Linked DNA regions of Homo sapiens: region 2 is linked to region 1. A link is an interaction called in ENCODE POLR2A ChIA-PET data of the cell type or tissue named here. Cell type or tissue: MCF 10A. All regions are shown on one strand.

Region 1 (4,000 bases):
TGGCCTCAAGCGATCCTCCTGCCCTGGCCTGTAGTAGCCCCAGCCACTTGGGAGGCTGAGGCAGGAGGATCGCTTGAACCCAGGAGGTTGAGGCTACAATGAGCTGTGATTGCACCACTGCACTCCAGCGTGGACAACAGAGCAACACCCTGTCTCAAAAAAATGAAAAAAAAAAGTTGCTTATAAATGGTAATTCATTATAATTTTCCTATGTTGGAGTAATGAGGAAACAAGCAATGTTTCCCACTTCATCTCATTTATAAATGAAAGAGACAGTTGACATTTATATTACGATGAAACAACTTAATAGGGAAAGGATAAAAACAGTGAAAGGATAAAAACAAATCTCCCAAACCTTTGGTTTAATGGTCCTTTCATAAGCTGCAAATATGCTGGCTTTACCTATTTGCTCACAGGCACTCACACACTCAGGCAATTTCATTGTAGTTAATCTCTGGAATTGCCTAACAATCATTTTTATCACACCTGGGCATCTTCTAAACCAGTCTGGATGAAGCTTCAAGAATGGATGCTTCAGTGGCCACATTAGAAGACTAGAATTAAGGCAAATTGGATAATGTTTATTAGATATATGCTCTATTCGGTGATTAAGTATATAGTGCACACCCCAAGGTTTTTGTTTTGAATAGGTCAAGTGAATTTTTGTTAATCTTTCAATATAATTTCAAATTTACAGAGAAGTTACACAAATAATACAAATAAGTATTTACTATTAAAGAACTATTAACATTTTACCACAGTTGCTTTATTATTTTTTCTTTCTGTGTGTATTTCTTTCTGTAAATAGCCAACATAATGCCCCTTTACCCTTAAATACTTCAGTGCGTAAATGTTAAAATAAATACTTGACATGGATACAGTACTATTATCAAATCTGTAGACTTTATACAAATGTTGTCAATCATGTCATTTATAGAAAAAAAAATCGGATCACAAGTTACATGCAGTTGTTACACAAAAGAATTCAAAGTCTTAAACTAAGAAAGGAAGCAAAAACAAAAAAGGAAACAAAACAAAAATATCAAAAATACCAATAACACTACAATGCTGGAAAGGAAAAGGAAGCAAGCCTTCAGATAAACAGAAATTCAGACCATTCCATGACATGAATCACTGCAATTTAGTTTCATCCAAGTTAGGTCATGCTTTGCTTCTATTTTGAAGGGGAAAAAAAAAAAAAAAACACTTTACCCAGACTTAAACTTGATTTCCCAGATACAAGTTTGGTCTACTTTCTTTGATACAAAGATTTTCTGAAGCATACCTTTACGTTCAACCCATAAAAATGGCCTATCCTATTAATCAACATGAGAAAGAAAACATGCCATTCTGGCTTTTAAGACCATCTTCCTGAATTTTAGCTGACTTCGAAGCAATCATGTAAACTGATCTTTGACATAAAAATTCCAGTTACAGGAAATTCCAAATTAACTAAACAACTATAATAGTGTTATGATGTACTTTGGGCCAAGGTATCAGCTGCAGACTTCTCATAAAAAGAAAAAGGCACTCATTAGCCAAGCTAATAAAAATTACCACAAAGAAATTTGCTGGAGCAAAGAGAGGAATCAATATGAAATGCTATATAATGAATGTACGACAAATGCTCTCTCAACGGCACGTACTAGCACAAATGGGTTTTTGTTCTGTTAAACTTTTTAGAGACGAGGCCACTAAATGAGTCTGCTGCAGTACACACACAAAAAAGTTCTGTGCTGTGTGGTTAGCCAAGGGGATCAAGAAGCCCATTGTTAAGGTATTAGTAATAGGGTGGAACTCAGACACACAAGAATCCCAAAAGCAAAGTACATTCCGCAAACGCATGATCCTATTTCAGCCAAAGTCCACACTCTGAGGTTAATGAATTGGGAGGCCTCTGCATAAATCAAGACATCTGTCAGCACTTACAAATAATCACAGGGCCAAGGAACCCCTCATCCATCCCCTAAACACTCAGGCAGAGAAAGGACAGGCCAGGCAAGGAAAGTCATTCCTAAGGACCAGCCCAGAGGTGGCAAGAGTTGGCAAGGTTGTCTAAAGAGAAAGCTCTACACTTACAGCTCTGGAACAGTTAGGGTTTTGGAAGAGGAAAAACCACCGAACACAACCCATGCACAGAAAGATATTCTGCCCAAAGGAGGGCTACAACATCACTCGTTAAAACACGGGGCTTCGCTGGGCACGGTGGCTCACGCCTGTAATCCTAGCACTACTTTGGGAGGCTGAGGTGGGTGGATTAGTTGAGGTCAGGTGTTCACGTAATGAGGTCGGATTACTTGAGGCCAGATTACTTGATTACTTGAGGCCAGGTCAACCTGGCCAACATGGTGGAAACCTCGTCTCTACTAAAAATACAAAAAATTAGTCAGGCATGGTGGCAGGCACCTGTAATCCCAGCTACTCCGGAGGCTAAGGCAGGAGAATAGCTTGAACCTGGGAGGCGGAGGTTGCATTGAGCCGAGATCGCACCACTGCACTCCAGCCTGGGCGACAAAGCGAGACTCCGTCTCAAAAAAACAAAAAAAGAAAAAAAAAAAACACGAGGCCTCTTCTTTGGAAAGGCCATGGAGAGAAAGAGTATGCGGGGGTGGGGGGCGCGGGGCAGGAAATGATTATCTTGCAGTGGAATTAGCTGGTCCTAGTTTACCCTAAGCCAAAGCCCTCAGTAATCTCATCTATAAAATGAAGGGGTAGGAGACCAAGTTCTTTCCAGAGAAAAAGAAAACACACTTTGAAGTCCGAAAATTCCGTGCTCCACAATTTATTAACTGTGCAGTCTATGTCACTCTAGGCCTCAACATCTTCACCTGTAAAACTGCGATTCTACCTGCATCAATTAGGGTTAGATCTGACTGAGACTCGGGGCTTGCAAAAGAAGCATATTCCTCCCCCTCCCCACAAGGAAAATTCCAGAGGTTGCAGCTAGGATTTATGAGGTGGCTTTGATCCACAAAGTCCTCTGAGGCCAGATTTCTTCTGTCTCCATGGCCTTCATCCCAGTCACCTCGAGGTTCAAGACGGCTGCTGAAATTCCAGCCATCATTTCCATATTCTAGTTTTGGCCAGCATGTCTATATTCCAACAGGAAAGGAAAAGGTAAGAAGAGTACAAAGAAGGTTCCAGGAAATTACTATGTGACAACTCTGCGCTTACATCCAGATTATAATCTCATCACCATCCTAGTTGCAAGGAGGGGGAGGGATGAAAATACAGTTTTATTTTTGACAGCCATGCATCCAGCTAAAAACTGGGGTCTATAGCTACAGGAAAAGGGGAGAATGGATAGCTTTGCAACACCCACCTCCATCTCATTTTAAAGATTAAATTGGATAATATACGTAAAGTGTCTGATGCTTCGTGGACCCACAAATACACAGGGCCAGCGTTCCCCTTGTGGTAACACAGACATTTTGTGATCTGTGGTCTCAGCGGCTTAAGAGCTTCTTCAGAAAGTAGCCTTTTTTTAGCCTAGTCTGTCTTTTACAGTCTCATCTCTGGCCACACTCCACATACAACCTGCATTCCAGCCATACTAAACCTATCTCCTTTCATGCCTCCAAACATTTGTACTCACAGAGCCTTCTACCAGGGACGCCCTGCTGAAGCCTTTGTCTGCATGATGAACTCTTCTCTTCAACATTCTAGAAGGTCTTCCTCCACCTGCGACTTCTGCCCTTTATTCCCAAGTGGAGCAGCTGCTCCCACTCCCAGGTGCTTCCTCTGCAGTAGCACTCACCACCTGTACTGCTGCATCTAATGAGTTGGTTTTTTTTTTCTGTTTTTTTTTCTTTTTTCTTTTTTTTTTTTTTTTTTTGAGCTGGAGTCTTGCTCTGTCGCCCAGGCTGGAGTGCAGTGGCACAATCTTGGCTCACTGCAACCTCTGCCTTCTGGGTTCAAGCGATTCTCCTGTCTCAGCCTCCCAAGTAGCTGGGATTACGGGCGCATGCCACCATGCCCGCTAATTGTTGCATTTTTAGTA
Region 2 (4,000 bases), 89 kb before region 1:
GGAATGCACACTGCATGAATCTCAAGAGAACATGAATCTTATCACATTCCTGAAAGTTTTTTATCAACTATAGACATTTTTACTTCCGAGGTTTTTGGATTGTTTTATAGATTCTGAAATATGACTTGTATATAGATAATAAACATTAGCTTATTCCATCTCTTGGGTAGTGAAGCTTGGCAGAAGAATGGTGAAAACTGGGCTGAGAGGTGAGGAATGTAGTCCCTCAGTCTGACTTTGCAGAGGCAACTGATCATGGTCACGAACAGATAGCAAGCAGCCGTTTCTTCATACTTAGCTCTTAGTCAAAAGAAAATGTTACATTAAAAAAGGCAGAATTTTCAACCACCTCTCAATACTTAATACATACTACTTTTCCTCAGGACTTGATAAATAATATAGACTCTGCGTGTCCATGTGTGTGTGTGTGTGTGTGTGTGTGTGTGTGTGCATGCACTTGTGGGCATTTAGATTTGTTGTTTCATTTCATTATTTTATTAGAAGAAAAGTGGCAGAAGAATCACAGCAATGCAACCATGACAGATCCTGGTAGAATGATCTAGCAATCAAATTACACTGCAATTTTATTACAAGTCTGACATTTCTGTGCGATGGATGTGTCTTGAGGGTGAATACTGGACTCCCTGGAAAGTCATCCTCATTTCCGGGATGCTGGGCAGGTATCCATTTTCTTTTTTTTCTTTATTAAAGCAAAGATATCCATTTTCAAGAAGCAAAGAGAAGGGAAGAAAGCATACAAAGGGACATTAACTCCATTCCAGTTGGCTTCTCACCAGGCTCTACGACAGTGGATTGAACAAAACTCAAAGGGGCACTTTACTAAGAAACGGTTCTAGAGAAACTTTGGGGGGAAAACACTAGGACCCTTAAAGGTCTTTTTTTGCCCTTATAGCACAGCCCTCACAGGGCACTGTAGTGAAGATTCATACTATTACGTCAAAGAGAATATACTGAGCTAACACTTAAGATCTTCGAAGTCCTAAGGCGCGCTGCTTTGGGAATCACTCACCTTTCCTTTGTCCTTAATTCCTCAGTTAATTAGGACAAGTAATTCCTAATGTCAGCTCCATCTCCCCACCCCAGGGATAAGAGAGGCAATGTGTGTCACCACAGAGTCCTCCAAACACAGCAAACTGTCAAAGGCAATTTAAAAAAACAAAAAATCAAAAAACAAGAGAGCCATCACCATAGCAACTAGAGGCCTGTCTGAAAAGTTACTGGGAGAAGAACGCACCTCTCAGTTTAAACATCTCTCCATTAGCAGAGTACACCACCAGCATGTGGGGAGCTTCATCGCTCAGGGACACTATGGCTCCAGATAAAGACAGGACTCCTCGAGGCTTCTGGTGTTTGCTTTGCTCATTCACAAAATACTGCAGGATGCCAGCCTCGAAATCCAGTACGAAGTACCTGCACAGAGAAACCACAGTACATCATTTTTCTCTCCTACCCTATTCTGCACAGCAAAGCAGAAAAAAGCAAAGTGATCCAGAAGTCAACATCAAGACTCCACATCCATGAAGCTGGAAACCAAAAGTCCCTCCCAGATGCCCATAGAAGTTAGCCTGAGTAGGGAGAGAGCACTGGATTCTTAAATCAGAGTGGCGCTCATAATGGGGCACTTGTGGGCAAGGGCCAGGACCACTCAGGATTTGGTGCCATGCCCACACTTCACCCAGTACCCATGGATACCACATTAAACCTCAGAATGACAGAGACTGGCAGAAGCATTGCAACACAGCCTCTTGCAACATGCTCCACATGAATTCACAGGAACAGTTGAAATTCACAAGGCCTCCAGGAGAGGTAGTTTCACACCCAGAGAGCAGCAGCAAGCTTGGTCTCCAACTTCCTGCCAGTGGCATGGGTACCATAAGGAGCCTGAGCACCTGGCAGCATCTGTCAGGGAACTGGAGGTGCTTCTGCAACCATCTGGACACGCTCTAGCAGGCCCATTCACACGAAGGCAAGGAATCCCCCTGCTCTGGGACGTTGAAATGCCACTGAACTCTACATCCATGGTAAAAGAAGAAGAACTCCAATTTGCTTAAATCACACAATGAATCTTTGTAGCCAAATATCTGGCCTGTTAATTTTCTCAAGCTATTACCTAGGAAGTAGTCAAGACAATTTCCCCTTCTCCACCAGGAGGGAAATGTCTTCACCTGAGCCTCAGATTCTTACTGTGGCCTTGAGGCCCGCCCCTGCTGACTTTTCTACCTTCTCACTTCATCTTCCACTGACACTAGTCTTTTCTCTCTTCCTTCATAGTCACCAAGTTGCCTCCTGCCACAGGACCTTTGCACATGCTGTTCTTGCTGTCTGGAGCAGTTACTCAAAGTGTGGTCTGCAAATTTTGACGGTCTACAAACTGTTACCAGTCCACCACACCCTTTTGAAACATTTCCTGCATTTGGCTTTGTTTCAATATCCAAATGCATAGATCAGTTGGACAAGTCTCAACAGTTCAGAAGTTGTCAAACACACGTGGTCCACACAAGCTACATACTAGTCATGAACCAATGACAGTGCAATTGGCAGATGGAGTGAAGCAGGTCCTTCACCATAGATAGTTTGAAAAACACTTGCCCAGAATGCTACTCCCCCTGCCTGGAATATGGTTCCTACCCCTTCTTGCCGTGTCAAGTTCTCCTGACCGGGTCAAATATTCTTTCTTGCAGCACTTTGAAATGCTCCCTCATGGTACTGGCCCCATTTGAAGTCTACATTTGTGTGATTATCTGATTCAATGACTGGTTTCCCCACTAGACTACACTCTGCGGAAGTGGAAAGTGTTTTCCTCCCCACAGCGCCCAGCAGTGTGCCTGATAGTTCATTGCTACTCAGTTAGCACTTGTGCAAGGAATGAATAAAGAAAAAAACCTACTAAATCCCACGTTTCTCCATCCATGCATCAAAGCACCCGGGTCATACAGTGAACTGATAGAGGCAATGCAACATATTTTACATTTTTTGAGGGATACATGGCGAGACTCAACATACCGTCTGTACTACCAACTCAGGGACTTTTCACAGTTTTAACATTATATTGCACTACACTCCTTTTGATGCCATCATATTTTTGCAAAGAGTTTCAGCAGGTGCTACGATTTAAAAAAAAACATCAACGTAGAACAGGAAAAGAGAACAGCAATGTCCAGTATGATTCCAAGGTTTGAGAAGCTGTGCAGTACCCACAGGTACACACATCCCATTAATAAGTAATTGTGGTTATTTAAGAAACTAAAATATTTTTCTTTCAATTGATATTATTTTTTCAAATAGCTACTGAGTTGTTTAGACATAAATATGTATGAGGTTGTTTGGAACTAACCACTTAAAAAATGAATCTGTTAGATACTTATTTTAACCTAGAAGCACCAACAACCAGCAAAGTTCACAAACCTCTAAATTATTCTCACAATAACCCAACAGAATAGATGTTATCCCCACATTATACGTATCCTGAGACTTGAAGGAATTTAAAATCCAAGTTCAACTCTTCTGTGTCCAAAGTTCAGGCTCGGGTCCACTCCAGCAAACTGAAACTCCTTGATTCTCACTCAAGTCCTTCCTTGTAACTTCTCCATATCACTTCTCCAGGACCTATTTACATACTTCATTCTCCAAATCTCCCTGTTCCAACAGAGATAATGAAGCTGAAAGCTCCTTTGCCTGGCAGTAGAGGTCCCTACTTATGGCCCCGGCAAGGGAGCAAGTCGCAGCCATCTCATTAGCACATGACTGCCCGGGTGGCAGTCCTCCAAAGCTCCAATTCCTCTAAGAAATCGTCCACTTTGAATTATTTTTAATATTTCAGATGGTCTGGCCAAGACTACTATCTATTTTACTCTTCTTCCCTCTCATCTCTCAAGTCATTCTAATAACGGTATTTCTGGTTCTCATGAACAGCGTGGATAAACGAAGACGCAAAAATGTGTCAGAACCAGGGCTATTCAAAGTGTGATCCCCAAGCCGG

What was found. ChIA-PET counts read pairs that join two places held together with the same protein. Peaks named below come from ENCODE experiments on the same cell type or tissue, not always from the same donor. Only the 100,000 strongest peaks of a DNase experiment are listed, where the experiment ranks them.
Region 2: POLR2A ChIA-PET joins it to region 1 with 12 read pairs; 6 of 35 experiments call an interaction of 5 or more read pairs at or near these places.

What each region holds. Positions count from the first base shown.
Region 1 is chr3:31,967,324-31,971,323 of GRCh38, forward strand. The region is part of intron 1 of OSBPL10 (oxysterol binding protein like 10); the gene reads right to left. Among named protein-coding and RNA genes, the nearest start is that of OSBPL10, 12 kb to the right of the region's middle. In MCF 10A, no CTCF peak of the experiment used is centred here; a DNase peak (open chromatin) is centred at 1,818.
Region 2 is chr3:31,878,400-31,882,399 of GRCh38, forward strand. OSBPL10 (oxysterol binding protein like 10) reads right to left here. Exons shown (of 12, transcript NM_017784.5): 2 at 1,256-1,431. Among named protein-coding and RNA genes, the nearest start is that of OSBPL10, 100 kb to the right of the region's middle. In MCF 10A, CTCF peaks have their summits at 1,872 and 2,071; DNase peaks (open chromatin) are centred at 1,812 and 2,482.